3 separate regions of the Mus musculus genome follow, and all the other regions are linked to region 3. Evidence: chromatin loops called from intact Hi-C (ENCODE). Cell type or tissue: gastrocnemius. All regions are shown on one strand.

Region 1 (5,000 bases), 48 kb before region 3:
AGCTCTGGCCCTTGGCCTTGTACTGGGTCACCTTACAGCTGTACCTCAAGGCTACTTGCCAAGAAGTTGGTCTTAGGGTAGCACTACTCATGGCTTAACACCCTAACACTGAGTCTGAAGTCCCAGTCTGGGACTAGACATTTATATGACTACAATCTATATAGCCAACTCCCTAAAGGAGTAATTTAATGTAGAACTGTAGCACGCTCTGACATTCTGGAAGAAGATGAGGCAGGTTTGTATTAATTTTCTCGGAGATGTTTGTTTCCTGAAGTTTGATGGATAGCCAGAAATGTGTAAGTAGATACAACTTGCCCAGCAGAGGCAGTGCTTGACACTCTTATCTATAGCCACATCTGTAGCTACTCTTTCAAAAGACAAGATTCAGGTTGAGGGTCCAGAGAGTTCAAAGCTTGTAAGATGATCCAAGTGAAGGAGTTTGGGCAGATAATTTAATTTTGCCTCAGTTTCCTCGTTTGTAAAATAAAGCTTAGCTCGTTAAGTGAATTCTAAATTCCAGTCCTAAAATTATAACATATATGAATATATATTTACATTTTCCTTGTTCTGATATAACCACTTAAAAACTCAGCCTCTTCATACAGAATTTCTGAAACTCTGAAATTGCTTAGGAATCTAAGCACTTAAGACTAGAGGACTATAGAGGTTTAGCTGTGGGGCTATTTAGACAATTTAGTCTTACTTGATCATTCTAATTTCTTACCTCTTCTTTTTGCGCCTTTAAAAATAATGTTTCCAGGAAGTATCCATACCAAGTATAGACTAAGACTGAGTCGAGCCTTCAAAACCTAGTATTTCACAGGCAGACTAACAAAAGCCTCAGGTGATCAAAACCACACCCAGTGTTTCAATGGCACATAAGGTGCAATGGCAGTCAGAGGCTAATCTGGATGAGCGTGCTGGGAGTTGAGAAGGGAGCCCAGAGAAGAGGCATGTATCTTCACTGGTATGAACATCACATGTGTCTTTGTATAGGAAGCTCTGAGTCAGTGGGAGGATTGCCCAAGGACACAGAACTGGCCAGTGGCAAAATTGGCAGGAGAATGAACTCAAAGCTCACACTTAAAATCATAGGCTCACCTAAATGTTAAGGACAGGAATCAAAACTTTTGTCTTGGTTTATTGGAGCAGATGAAATGTATTGGAGCAGATGAAATGTTAATAGCTCTGGCATTTGCTGCAACCAAGTTTAAATTAAGTCTTGTTTGTTTGTTTGTTTGTTTGGTTTGTTTGTTTGTTTGTTTTCTTTTTTTGAGACAGAGTTTCTCCATATAGTCCTGGCTGTCCTGGAACTCACTTTGTAGACCAGGCTGGCCTCCAAGTGCTGGGATTAAAGGTGTGCAACACCACCGCCTGGCTCTTAAATTAAGTCTTAAGACTCTTCCCTGCGTCCCAAGCCTAAGACTCCCTCCTTTCTGCTGTAGTGACCCATTGAAAAAGGCATTGAGAAGGACTCCATCCTGTGTACTCTAGGGATGAGAACATCCCAGTGCTGAACGCCTCGCATGGACAAAGATCCTGATTCTGAAAGCATCTTTGTTAGTGAAGCTTCACTGGCAGGGCAGTTCTAAGATAAGGTGATGGTCTTCAGATACGTGCAAGATTGTTGGAGGGGTTATTCTGTGGAAGTTGGAGAGGGAACGTAAGAATCAAAAGATACACAGTTTATTTTTCTACAGAAGAAAACCTTGAGCTGTGTTGATAAATGAGTGTAGTGATAAAACAGAGACAGTGGCAGTTAGTTCCCTTGGGATTCTCCATAGGGCACTGTTCCTTCTATGACATCTTGCCACAAGTTAGAATCATCTGAGTAGGAACCTTATCCTAACTAAGATCTGTCCCGGCTGCCCTAATTGATGTGTGAATAGCACCTTCCGGTAGCAGCAAAGATTAAAGGGCGTGGCAGAAGGAAGATTATCCTCCATTTTTGCTCCCTTGACCTTCCCTCTCTGGCTGCAAGCCCATTTACCCTATGGTTGCTAACTCCTTCACTGGTATCAGAGCCAGTTCCTAGGCTGGGACTGTTGAGCCTGCCCCTCCCCAGGGTGCCAGCCTCTGAGGGGTGAAATCTGCTGTGGAAAAGTCCTGCCTTGGAGTTATGCAGCTGCTAAGACCCAGCAGCCTTTCCATATGTTTATCTTACAAGTTCCATTCCTCCTGGAGACCCCACCTCATTCACCAAGCTTCACAGTCGGCCGGCCGGGGCCAGCCGAGGCACAACTGCTCTGTTTTCTTATTTAGTCCTCATTAAGCTTGTGCTTTCAGTTCAACTTAATTAGCATTCCAAGCAAGTTACTTCTACATTCTATGCAAAGATACATTTATTATATACTGTGATATTTAAGAAAGCCATTTAATGAATTCCCACATGATATATTAATATGTTTTCTGCTAGGCAGTGAAACTTAGTTTGAGAGAAAATGGGCAGTTAGGCACAGAAATACACCAAATGTCTTACTAGAGACACTTGGTCTGAGAGACAGTGGATGCTAACATCTATCCTTTCACACCCTCAAGGCATGGAGAGTCTTTCTTTTCCTTTCTTTTATTTCTTGTGAAACTGTTGCAGAAATACTAGTTCCATTTGTCTAAAGACACAGAGGAAGTGAAGGGAGAATGCAGCCAATGAAAATGAAAAATATTATTTGCAGTTTTGGCAGGTGTAATTTAGACTTGCAAATAACAAAATGTTTTTGAAGAACAATGATAAGAGACGATTTACTTGGTTTTGTAAGGCAGATTATTCTGTTGCCAACAGAATAAAATAAAATTTACAGGGTTTTTTTTTGTTTTTTTTAAATATTTTTTAAATTTACAGTTTTTTATACTTACTTTATATGCTTGGTGCCTATAGTATGTTTTAAATCAAATATATTAAGTAGTACTTGGTTTAAAATTAGTGTTTAGAGCCGGGCATGGTGGTGCATGCCTTTAATCCCAGCACTTGGGAGGCAGAGGCAGGCAGATTTCTGAGTTCGAGGCCAGCCTGGTCTACAGAGTGAGTTCCAGGACAGCCAGGGCTACACAGAGAAACCCTGTCTCAAAAACCAAAAAAAAAAAAAAAAAAAAAGAAAAGAAAAAAAAATTAGTGTTTATATATTACCTAAAGTCTAAAAACATGTCTGCTTTAAAACAATAGAATAGTCTCCTATTTTTAAAAGCTTTACTACTAGTATTTGTGTGTGTGTGTGTGTGTGTGTGTGTGTGTGTGTGTAGCTCATAGGACAGCTTTATGGAGCAACTCTCTCCTTTCATCTTTTACATGGGCCTCTAGAACTCTGGTCACCAGGCTTATGCAGCAACCTCATTTTCTTTCTTTTCTTTTCTTTTCTTTTCTTTTCTTTTCTTTTCTTTTCCTTTTCTTTCTTTCTTTCTTTTTTTTTTGAGACAGGGTTTCTCTGTGTAGCCCTGGCTGTCCTAGAACTCACTCTGAAGACCAGGCTGGCCCGGAACTCAGAAATCCGCCTGCCTCTGCCTCCCAAGTGCTGGGATTAAAGGTGTGCACCACCACTGCCCGGCGCAACCTCATTTTCAAAATGAACAAAAATCAAGCAACACTATAGGAAATAGTCCATGTGAACAGGTTCTTCCTTAAAAACTGTGGGACATAAATTCCATTAACATACTGTGAAAAGGTACTTTATCCTTCAGTGTCTTCTATAACCGACCTTAGCTAGAAGTTTCTGCTCCACCATGTTTTTTGTTAGTTAGTTTGTTTTTAATAAGTCCGTAACTACTGGTTTGCACACTGAGTTGGGAGTGGCAAGTCCCCTGACACTATGGGGAGCTATAGGAAGCCTCTGGGATGGTGTTCTGCATAGGAAGACTCCATCACCTCTTTCAAGGTAACTCTATGGAGGCCTTCCCTCGTGGCTGCAATCATGTAGCCTCTCTATGCAAATGTAAAATTAAAGCTTTAGATTAGATTCACAAGATAGAGAATGCCACCAAACACAAGCAGAACCTGAGCAAGCCGTGGAAAGCACCTGATAATCTAAGATAGGTTCTTTTTTTCTGTCCCCCTCCACCTTAAAATCAAATGTTTCACTAGCACTTTTTAAATTTAAAACAAAGAATGGTAAAAGGAAGGAAGACGTTATTGGGCTAACCTGAGACTGCAGCAGGCACCCACAAGGCGGAGCAGGCACCCATGAGAAGGAGCAGCCACCCATGAGGAGAATCAGGCACCCATGAGGAGGAGCGGGCACCCATGAGGAGGACTGGGCAGAAGAGGGCAGTGAGCCATCCAGAAAAGAGAACTGAACAAGCTGGAGGAGAGTGTGGGCGGGGCGGACTGGTGTATTCATGGGGAGCAGATGACATAGGCTGCTACAGCTGCTCAAATATATCTGCCTCAGACAGGGCACAGGTGCTGAGAAATGAGGGGGACATAGACCTTCCTTTTCTAGCAAAATGAAACATGATCTTCACACAGCTCATTTTGTTCTCATAAGATGGTTAGTTTTAGGATGCAAAATGCTAACCAGAGGAGGGTGCAGGAACAAGCCAACTCCACTCCTTTGTATTTAATTTATTTGTTTGTTTGTTTTGAGACAGGGTTTCTCTGTGTAGCCCTGGCTGTCCTGGAACTCACTTTGCAGACCAGGCTGGCCTTGAACTCAGAAATCTGCCTGCCTCTGCCTCCCAAGTGCTGGGATTAAAGGCGTGCGCCACCACTGCCCAGCTGTGTTTTCTTCAGGATACATGATACACCAAAATGAAGTCTTCAGCTACTTGAGGGCAGAGAGCATTTATGACCAGAAAAGAAAAAAAAAAAGCTCTTCTAAAATATCGGGGGTGGGGAGTGGAGGAAGACAGTGATGGTTACTGACTTGCTTAACAGGTTAAAAGCAGGCTCATAAAGATTTCGAAATTTTCCTAAAATCAAATAAGAGAGACAGAATTCAGTAAGGGTGTGTGACAATTCAAAACTTTTTCCTGCTACTATCACTTACCATAAGAAAATGGGAGATTTACTG
Region 2 (5,000 bases), 120 kb before region 3:
CAAACATAAATCCTTTACATCTGGATTTTTTTGTTTGTTTGTTTGTTTTGGTTTTGGTTTTTTTTTTTTTTTCCAAGACAGGGTTTCTCTGTAGCCCTGGCTGTCCTGGAACTCCCAGCACTTAAGAGGCAGAGGCAGGCGGATCTCTGAGTTCAAGGCCAGCCTGGTCTACAGAATGACTTCTGGACTTTTTAACTCAGCGTGAGATGGTTAGCCCATGTCTTGACACCACGACCTGCTCCTTTTGACTTTGACAGCAGCGATCCATGTGTAAACACAGTAAACACAGACCCAAGTGACTGGCAGCCATGGCCATGCCTGTTTACTGCTTCCTTCCTTCCCCTCTTGAGTGTTGTCAAGAATTGTATAAAGAAAGGGAAGTACCTCAGCTGCACTCAAACTTGTAGGAAACAGTCCAGAGCCAAGCAGCCGAGGGAGGAAAGACACTACAAGCGAGACAGCTCTGGCTGCTCCACAAATTAGCTATGTGCCCTTCTAGAAGCTACCAGGTGTCTCTTGAGTGTTGTGTTCTTCGAAGGCACAGCGCAAATGGCAGCTTCTGCACCTCTCGGGTCTGCTTGAAAGTTAAAGGTTAAAGGTTAAAGGTTGTTAAAGGTGTGCAAAGGTCCTCAGGAAAGAGCTGCTCCCTGGAGGTTACACACGAGCATCCAGACAGCAGTGGATAGCATCTGGGAACCTGAGATGTTGATGTCCCAGTCCTCAGGCATGGCCTCTGTCATTCCTTTCAGTCTAAGCTTGCCAGGCATGCGCAGACAGAAGTTTCTCGGCGCAGGAGACTCTCTATAAACAGTTTACATCCTTGGGCTGCTTTCCAGGAGGGGCCCAGCAGATGCTCTCAGCAAGGAGCTGTTATCCCATTCCCCAAACTCAGGATGGATTCAGAGAGGAGGGGTGCCCAGCAACCTCAGACAAGCCTTAGGCTTGCTGCCTTTCCCCCAGGCCACAGCTCTCATTGGGTGGAGACTGGCTGTCCTGACTCCTCATGGAAAGGGTTCCAAAGGCAGAGGTTTCCAGAAACTACTCTGAGGCTCATCTCAGCCCATTTAAGGACAGCTATGAGAAATGAGTTCATCTTCTCTCCTCTACCACCCCTTCCATGCCTTCCTTTCCTGTTCTCCTTTCAATGCTGACAGCTGCCCCTCCCCAATTACCCTCGTTTCAGCCACTCCACAAGGAGTGTTGTTTTCCCCCAACCCCTAAGATCTAATAATAATGTTCGAGGCAGAAAGTTCAAGGCTGAGCTAATAAATATGGGACTATCAGGCCTGTGTTACCAGGCTCAGCTACAGCCATTTCTGACGTGATGATCCAACAGGTATACAGTGACTGCCTACAATGTCATAAGCAGTGTCCTACATGCTGGGGACACCTCTCTCTCTCTGTCACTACATATATATATATATATTGTCAAGAATAATGTTTTATTAAATAATTTCTCAAAGCCACCTTCCCATGTTTGTACAAATAATACAAATGAATACAAATTTTCATTGTTTTAACAGCTAAGTAGTACTTCATTGTAAGAACACACCACAATGTGTACCACTTTATTATAAAGTTTTAAAAACAAGCCACATTCCCTTTGTTTATAATGTGTGGTACAACTTTAAGTGTAATACTTAGGCAGACCTGGGGCAATCTGATTGAGGACATTTTGGGCAATGTTCCCTATGCAAGAGTGGAGAGACTGGACTGGCTCAGTCTGAGACACTTTCTATGGTAGAGGGGGGAAGTTCAGTGGCTGCGATCAGTGCTGGCTGGTGGCCTGAGAGTTCACACCCGGACTGGCTCCCATCACCCTCCAGTGCTTTAGAAATAACCTGGATTTATATTACCCACACATAGCATGGTGCCATTGTTCTGCCTCCAGGATCCCTGTCTGTGCAATAAATTCTGTAGTGTACTGAATAAACAAAGGGAAAAGAAAGAAATAAACTTAAGATTGTGAAATGAGAGCCAGGCAGTGGTGGCACATGCCTTTAATCCCAGCGTTAGGAGGCAGAGGCAGGGGGATTTCTGAGTTCGAGGCCAGCCTGATCTAGAGAGTGAGTTCCAGGACAGCCAGGGCTACACAGAGAAACCCTGTCTCGAAAACAAAAACAAACAAAAAAGCAAAACAAACAAAAACCCAAATCAAAAGATTGTGAAATGAGAAGTCAGAGGTGTGTGTGTGTGTGTGTGTGTGTGTGTGTGTGTGTGTGTGTGTGTGATACAGTCCTGCACAGGGCTGTAGGCAGTGAATCCTTTGCCCCATAGTTACAGGCAGCAAATCTGTTTTGGTGAGTTAAAAAACACAGTTAAAAGTTCTTGCTTCATATTCCCTCCCATTATCAGGCCCAGGCTCGTTTGAAGCTGCTCAAGAATAAGCAGTGTGAAGACCGCAAGTTCTGTCTCCGGGAGACACCTTCTCAGGCGCTGCAGTAACCCAGAAGCCCGGGGCATTCCTCACAGTTTCTTATCTGGGTGGTAAAAGCAGGATGCAGCCTAATTGGTTGCTGGTTCTCTCTGGTGAACGCAAGAGGTTTCTGTTTTAAGAAATAAAGTGACTTCTTGGCGGTTGATTCACTGCCCCACGGGGAGAGGCTGAGCAGAGGCTTCCTCTCCGTAGAGATTTGCATACAGCATCCACTTCCTGCTCGAGAGCCTGCTCCACCACTTACCTGGGACTGGAGAGGGCGAGGGAGGTCTGAGCGGCCCAAGGTGGATCCCCGTGAGCAGAGCCAGCGACCACCCCCTGGGCCGTCTGTCGGTGGCGATCTTAGGTAAGTGAACTCACTGGTGCCTGGCTGCTCTGACCTCTTTAACCACTGGCCGGCTTTCCAGTCCACTGGCTTCTCTGTTGCCACAAGGTCCTGATCTCACTTCCCTCCGCCCTCCGCCCTCATGCCCCCACCTTTACCTTGTCCATCTGGAGGCCAGTTTGAGCTGAGACTGTGACAGAGTTCCAGCAGGAATGTGGCGCCAGTTTAGGGTTTCTCTCGGGCAGGCCTGGCTGAGTTTAACTCTATAAGGAGAGGCACACAGCACTACACGCTGCCGGGTTGGAGTTTTCAGTACTCATAGTCAGCCATCAAGAAATCAAAGTACGCAGTGAGTTCAGGGCCAGCCTGGGTGACGTAGCAAGAACCTGTCTTTAAAAACGAATCAAAACTGTTTCTCCAAGGAGGGAGCCATGGTAGAAAGGATTAAGTACTTGGCTTTCAGCCCAAGACACGTCAGGGACTGCGGGAAGGCCAACTCCCAGTTTTTCTCTATTTTATGCTGGGGGAAAATACCAGCCTCACATTCTTGGGTCAGAAAGTGCTCGCCGCCCCCCCCCCACATTCCCCCCCCCCCCAGGCCTCCATTTCCTTTAGCCAGTGGTTTGCTGGGTCTGGATGGTGCTGGGGAGGCCAGAGAAGAAACACTGGATCTTGGAAGCTGCCTTCTCTGTGACTTCCTAGTTCACAGTGGCCTCTTAGACTAGAGACTTTTTCTAAGGGTGTCGTGGAAAGAAACCAAATTAGTAATTGAAAAAAGCAGAAAACGTGCTTCCAAGTTCTCCCTCCACTTTGGTGTGGGTGCATCTCTTAGGCAATTCTCTTTGGCTCCCAGATGCCTGGATTTCTTCATCCACAAAGTGTGTGTGTGTGTGTGTGTGTGTGTGTGTGTGTGTATACATATGTGTGCACTCACACACTAACATGATTATGTCTAAATTCTTTTCTAAGAAACCAAGGCCAGGGTAGTCCCAGAAGGGTACTACCATAATGGGTGGTCTCTAAAACTTGTTTTGTTTACTGATTACTACACATATATATTTTACCCCTGCTACTAGTGCATTAGGAAGGCCTTTGCTTCTATTTTTCCAGCCCCCAGAACCTGGCATGTCATCAGATGCTGTAGAGGCACTCAATCTTGCACGTAAACTTTGAAAAAAAGTTTTTTTTTTTTTTTTCTCAGTTTCCCTCATCTGCTTTCCAGGGTGAAGGTCAAGCAGCTGTCAGGGCAGGCAGCCTGTGGTGGGGTGGTGGGGTGGTGGGGTGTTGGGGTGTTGGGGTGGTGGGGTGGTGGTGAGGTGGGGGTGGGGTAGCAGCTGCAGCTCTGCAGGAGAGCAGCCTAGAATCCAGCCATCATTTCTGGCTTTAACCACGCAGGGGGAAATGGGATTTCTTGAATTTAGCTCATGTCCCATGTGTTTACTGAGAGTCAAGGCAGGCTCCAGAGCTGGCAGACGATCCTGCTGCAGAGGCCAGGAGCTGGATCGGAAGGCACTCCAGGCCCCAGCAGTCCGTGTGTGGGCCTTTAATGGGAGGAGGGGAAAGGGAACAGAGCAACCACCCAGCACCATGTAAGGCTGGTGACTATGATTAGAGTCATCACCAGCTGGCAGATACGCTGGGTTCTTAACCTTTTCCAAACCACTGCTTTAAGAAACGTTATTATTGTTTCTTTTGAGCAACTACTTACTGTCAATACAGTTCCAGGAGCTTTGGGTATTGCTAAATTCTCTGTAGGGAATCCAGGCTCTGGTCTATAGCCTCATTTCTCTGTATTCTGGAATAAGGGCACGTTTGCTTGTGGTGAGTTCCTGATTCTTATTTCAAATCCTGAAGTGTTATCATCTGAAAGTGGGGTAGCAGCACTTTGATGGTAGAAGTGCCACCACAGCCACTCTTAATGTGGTGCTGCTCTCCCCAGTCATTCCACACAGGACAAGCGTTAGGGGGCAAATGATGCAGCCATTCTGACAGGTTCACTTTGTGGGGCCGCCTTAAGCAGGAGGGAGGGTCAGACAACGTTGCAGGATACTGTGGGACAAGAGAGTTTCTTAGCTTAGTGATTCTCAGAGGGCCCGAAGACACACAGTGTTCGAGCCTGCACGTCCCTGAATGAAGGGATTAGTGACTTTCAAATACACTGAAAATTAAGAGGAGAAAGCCCTATTTTCAGGCATCAGCAAGATAGATTACGGTGGCGTAGTTTGTCTAAATTAAATC
Region 3 (5,000 bases):
GGTTACATCCTAGTCTTGCCACTTCTTATGATGCTCTTGAGGCAAATTTACTGTATTGATTAGTCTCAAATCACCCTAAGCATAAATTCATATTAACATTTGTTAGTATGGAACGCTGCGTTCTGCAATGTGTCCCTTTAAGCCTTTTGATTTTATGTGAAAATCCACAATTGACTGTGAACAAGGAGCTCTCACCCCACTCCAGATACAAGGCAATATAACAAGCAGTAAAATGCACCTGTATAATTTTTTAAGTGGGACAGAATGAACTCTACTTTGGATGGATAATGACTGTCAAGTGTCCTAATTTCAGTGGCAAATTTCAAAGCTGAAAACTGTAGTTTCTGCTTCCTATTACTTTAATCTTTTTGTTGGGGCGGAATTGGGGGGGGGGGCGGCGGCGACGACTCACCTGTGAAAAACGAGGCCTAAAAAAATCAAATTATTTGTCCGAGGTCACGCCCAGTATTAGTGACCAAGCCAGACAAAATCCATAGGTTCTAATTTAACATCCTCACCAGCAGCATCTGTTGCCCCCGCACCCCCCAATCCCTAACTGTGCCACTTCATCTCCTTTCTAGCTCCAAATAAAGTTGGTTTTTATTTTATGTCTTACCCCACCCCCTTTTTCTTCTGTGTCAACCCGTAGTAAAATCTTGCACTAAGAGTGAATGAAAACACGCCGACTTTTAGGAGCCTTTCCCTTTTGCCAACATTTTCTCTGAAAGGCTCTCGGGGCTCTCCGAGCAGCCGCGAGAGGAGTGGAGGGAGGGAGGTGAGTGGAGCAAACAAGTCTTTCCGTGTTCTCGCTCGTGCCGCGTGTGTGTGTGGGGTGTGTGTGTGTAGCCTGCGCGGGGGAACCCACAGTGGTTGTCCTAGTGCGAGAGGGGCAGGCGGTGGGGGAGTGGGGGGGTGGAGAAAACCACGACGGTGGGAAATCCCTGTGCTGTCGGTGTATCTGCCCAGCTTGGGCAAAGCTGGGCAGGGCCGCGCGTGAATAAATCTCCTTAAGTGGCCGGGCGCAGTCACTGCAGCACCGCAGAAGAGGAGGCGGGCGAGGCGGGGCGCGAGGCTCGCCCGGAGCTGGGGGGAGGGGAGGGCGGAGGAGGGAGCGAGCGCCAGGGCGGCCCTTTTATAGGCCGAGGCCCGCGCGCCCCCGCCCCTCGAGCTGGCCCGGGCTCCAGCTCCGCCGCCGCGTTACCTGAGAAGGGCCGGCACGTCCAACGCTCCGCCCGCCCGCTCGCTCGCCCGCCCGGCCCGCCCTCCCTCCTTCCCACCCTCCCGCTCGGCCAGGGCCGCCCGAGGTCTGTGCCGCGCCTCCCTTCTCCCGCTGGCGGCTTCCCTTACCTTGTGAAAACAAAACAAAACAAAAAATATCCTCTCCGCGGCAGCCCCCGCCTCTTCCGTAAGATGTGACATGGCGGTCGGCGAGGGGAACTCGGGAAGCCGCCAAAACCCTGCGCCCCTCTGAGCCTATCCATGCTATCGGCGCTCCCCGGGCCCCGCCGCAGTGACCCGGCCCACAGGCCGAATCATCGATTCCTCGGCGCGCGGCCCGGCTTCCCGCCAGCTTCTTCCCCAGCCGCGCGCTCCGAGCGGGGGAGAACCCCCTCCTCGTCCCCTCCCACCCCGGGCGCGCGCCCGCCCGCCTCCTCCCCCCCCCCCGTCGCCGCTCGCGCGCGCGCACACACACACCCCTCCTCCCCTCCCCCAGTGGTTGCGTCCGTGACATCATCATCATGGCAACAAGAGCTGCAGCCTGGGACCGAGGAGCCCGTGTGATTCCCGGCGGCGGCGGCCGTGGCGGCAGCAGCAGCGGTACCACCCGACCCGACGAACGCGCGAGGGCTTCTCTCCCGCTGCCTCTCGCCCGGAGCGTCTGAGGAGGCGGCGGCAGCACACAGCCTCCGCAGCCTCCGCGCGCCGCCGCCGCTGCCGCTCGTCCCGGCGTCCGTGCGAGGGGCGGGGGGGAAAAGCCGAACCGAGGAGGAAGGGGAGGAGGCGCCTCTGCGGAGCCCGCCGCCGCCGCTGCTGCCAGGTCGCTGAGTGGAGGGGAGGCGGTGGCGGTGGCGGCGGCGGCGAACATGTTTTCTGTGCGGATAGTGACTGCCGACTACTACATGGCCAGCCCGCTGCCGGGGCTGGATACCTGCCAATCCCCGCTCACCCAGCTCCCTGTCAAGAAGGTGCCGGTGGTACGAGTCTTCGGGGCGACCCCGGCAGGTAAGCGGGAGCGGGCGGGAGCGGGAGCGCGGGCGCCGGGTCGTCGGGGCTGCCCTCCCTCCGCGCACTCGCGCGCACGCCGCCGCCGGCGGCCCTCTACAGGGTCGCTGCGGAGTCTGCCCTGTTCTCGGCTTTGCTCGCCTTCTCTCTCGCGCGCGTGACAGGAGGCGCAAAAGAAAAAAAAATGTGGGCTCGCGTGAGCGCTGCGCCCCCCTCCGCGGCAGAGAGGCGGCGGGCGCCCGGTCTCTCCTTTGCGAGCGGCGAGCAGGCTGGAGCCCCTGCCTCGGTGGGTCGGGTGGCTGCGCCTCGTCCCCAAGGACGAGTTCGCGGGTCCTTAGAGGTCGGTCCCCGGCGGAGACCCCGGCCACTCGCTACGTGTCCCTAGTGCCCCGTTCGAGAAAAGGCTTTGAGGGCAGAGGCGAAGTGTCAGGCGTGTTGTCCGTCGCTCCCGGTTGCCTCTGTTCACCCTCGCTCTCCTCTGCCCCTGCCGGAGATGCTGTGGCTGTAGAAAGTGGCGCCCGGGGCCAGATAATTTTTCTCATTGAAGTGACCATGTGGCTCTTCTGTGAGTGCAGGTCGTGACTGCTTAGAGTTTAATGCCTCGACAGGGACAGAGCGGCATCCTCAGGTGCAATGCTTTCAGGAAATGTGCATCCATGGAAATAGGAACTACGTGTTTGTGTCGCCCAACATAAAATACTACACCTAATGGGGGTGGATTCGTTAGGAAACACAGCCAAGCTCAGCAGCATAGGCATTTTAAAATTCCTCTAGGCTGGGTTGCAGGGTTGCATTTTAAAAATAGATTAAAAAAAAAAAAGCCATTTTGAAGAAATGGTGGGGGGGGGAAATGACAAGCTATGTTCTGGAACACTCTTTGGGTTTATAATATAAATAGGTTAGGGGCCAGATATACAAGGTTTTGCGTTTTTATCTTTCAGTTTTGCGTCTTTTTACATGCTTTAAACTGTTAAGATGAAATGGTAAAGCCGTATTCTGGAAGACGATTCTTACCAAGGTATAGCCCTATGGGGTTTCAGACGGCATTTCCCACTTGATGCTCTTTGCCTTCGTCGCCATTCATCTTTATTACTACAGTCAGCTTCTGTGGACTACCAAGACAATACCATTTCCCAAAATACAGACACTCGTTCTAAGCTACTACCTTTTAATGTGAATTCTCTTTGTTAACAATGCCAATGACATAAATAAGGCTGGGTAAAAGACTCCTTTTTCAAGTAGAGTTTGATGCTGTGAACCTTGGAAGATCGAGAACCGGAATGCTGGTAACAGTTGGTAGAAAGTATAGCATTTGAGACGTGGAAGACTGGAAAATCAGAGGCATTATAATGTTCTGGAGGATAGGTTTTCTACCTTTTTAAATGCTGTGCTGCTGTCTTTGTTTTGATTTGGAATCTCAGGGTAATACACTGCCTGTTCTCCTTTCAGCTGCAGAGGATGATAGTGAAGTTGATTTTCAAGTTGTAGAGCAACATGCTAATAGGATATTGTTGTGGTGGTCCAGTTTGTATGGTGGTCGAGTTATAGGTTTTCCTGCTACACTCACTCAATAGGTATACGTGAGTGATTTTAAAACTATTATGTAGGAAAGCTTTTGTTTGTGCGATTGCATGAATTTCACTTGCTATTAGCCGATTCTGTGAAAGAGTATCTTTTACAAATAGACTGGTGTAGACACTTGTGTTTCTGAATGTTGGAATGTGAACTATTTCATAAGAAATATTTATCTCTTCTTCTTGAATATCTTACAATAGGTCGCCAGCCTCCAATTAAAAAGAGAAACCCTCTGTGTTTTTTGTGGTGTACTTGGAAATGTATACTATAAATGAAGAAAAAATAAGTACTTGTGATACAGGCAAAAGCAATCATCACGTTGCTAAGGAGTATCATGTTGCTAAGGAGTATCAGGTTGCTAAGGAGTATAAGGTTGAAGGTATAATTCACAGGTTAAAGCAAAAGTTTCTGTTTCAAGCATGACACATAGATGGATGTAAATGTCAGTTTAGACCTCAGTAATTGGTTCATTAATATATGGTAATAGTGCTTGTGAGATACCTTGGTGCTGAGGTCAGAGGAAAACAATAAAATAATTCCTTACATAGTATAAAACAAATCTTGTTTCCTCAATGTGAGAAAAAAAAATTGAAGTCCTTGGCACACACTTAAAGTCTCCAGTTTTTATAAATCAAGCATTTTTAATGTCATAGACCGCCCCCCAGTAGAGTTAATATTAATCCAGACTCAATGAAAACTACCCTGCAGAATTTTCTGCTTTAAATTCTCTTCCCAAAGAAAACTAGTCCAGGCCATGTAGATTTAAAACTTGGAAATAATGTAATAGAGCGGCCAGAATATTTTATTAAAAATCAGTGTTTGGTGGGTGTGGCGCTGAATGCCTATCATCTGTCCCTGGTGGCCAAGGCAGGTGGATCTCTGAGTTCAAGGCTAGTCCGGCCTACTTAGCTAGTTCTGGAGACCCAGGACTACACAGAGAAACCCTGTCTTGAAAAACCAAACCAACTAACCAAACACAATTTGAATGCTAGAATTTTTTAATGAAAACAAATTTACTATTACAAAATTCAGACATATTACTAATGTGTAAACTATGTTAATGGACATTTGTAACACCTGTAAGTCCTCACCTTGTAGGTGTTAACTTTGGAAGTCCGTAATTCTTTGATTTGGAGAAAAGATTTTTTTTTCTTAAACAGAATTTGCTATTCAAAGTAGATCCAATATCAGCAGAAGAAAGT

Evidence for each region. A loop is a pair of places that touch in the nucleus more often than their neighbours do. Peaks named below come from ENCODE experiments on the same cell type or tissue, not always from the same donor. Only the 100,000 strongest peaks of a DNase experiment are listed, where the experiment ranks them.
Region 1: a loop joins it to region 3, with 2.2 times the contacts of the local background. A loop is called at or near these places in 5 of 42 quality-filtered maps.
Region 2: a loop joins it to region 3, with 8 times the contacts of the local background. A loop is called at or near these places in 7 of 42 quality-filtered maps.

What each region holds. Positions count from the first base shown.
Region 1 is chr10:39,682,690-39,687,689 of GRCm38, forward strand. All of the region lies in intron 1 of E130307A14Rik (RIKEN cDNA E130307A14 gene), which reads right to left. Among named protein-coding and RNA genes, the nearest start is that of E130307A14Rik, 47 kb to the right of the region's middle. In gastrocnemius, no CTCF peak of the experiment used is centred here; DNase peaks (open chromatin) are centred at 2,034 and 4,257; H3K27ac peaks cover 990 bases.
Region 2 is chr10:39,610,564-39,615,563 of GRCm38, forward strand. Traf3ip2 (TRAF3 interacting protein 2) reads left to right here and starts at 2,371. Exons shown (of 9, transcript NM_134000.3): 1 at 2,371-2,783. Gm16364 (predicted gene 16364) reads right to left here and starts at 3,119. Exons shown (of 6, transcript NR_152259.1): 1 at 2,921-3,119. In gastrocnemius, no CTCF peak of the experiment used is centred here; DNase peaks (open chromatin) are centred at 2,898 and 4,246; H3K4me3 peaks cover 4,832 bases; H3K27ac peaks cover 4,921 bases.
Region 3 is chr10:39,730,391-39,735,390 of GRCm38, forward strand. Rev3l (REV3 like, DNA directed polymerase zeta catalytic subunit) reads left to right here and starts at 1,770. Exons shown (of 32, transcript NM_011264.3): 1 at 1,770-2,223. The coding sequence starts at 2,085. E130307A14Rik (RIKEN cDNA E130307A14 gene) reads right to left here and starts at 1,617. Exons shown (of 3, transcript NR_038037.1): 1 at 1,348-1,617. In gastrocnemius, CTCF peaks have their summits at 1,000 and 2,704; DNase peaks (open chromatin) are centred at 1,140, 1,582, 2,154 and 2,672; H3K4me3 peaks cover 4,074 bases; H3K27ac peaks cover 3,887 bases.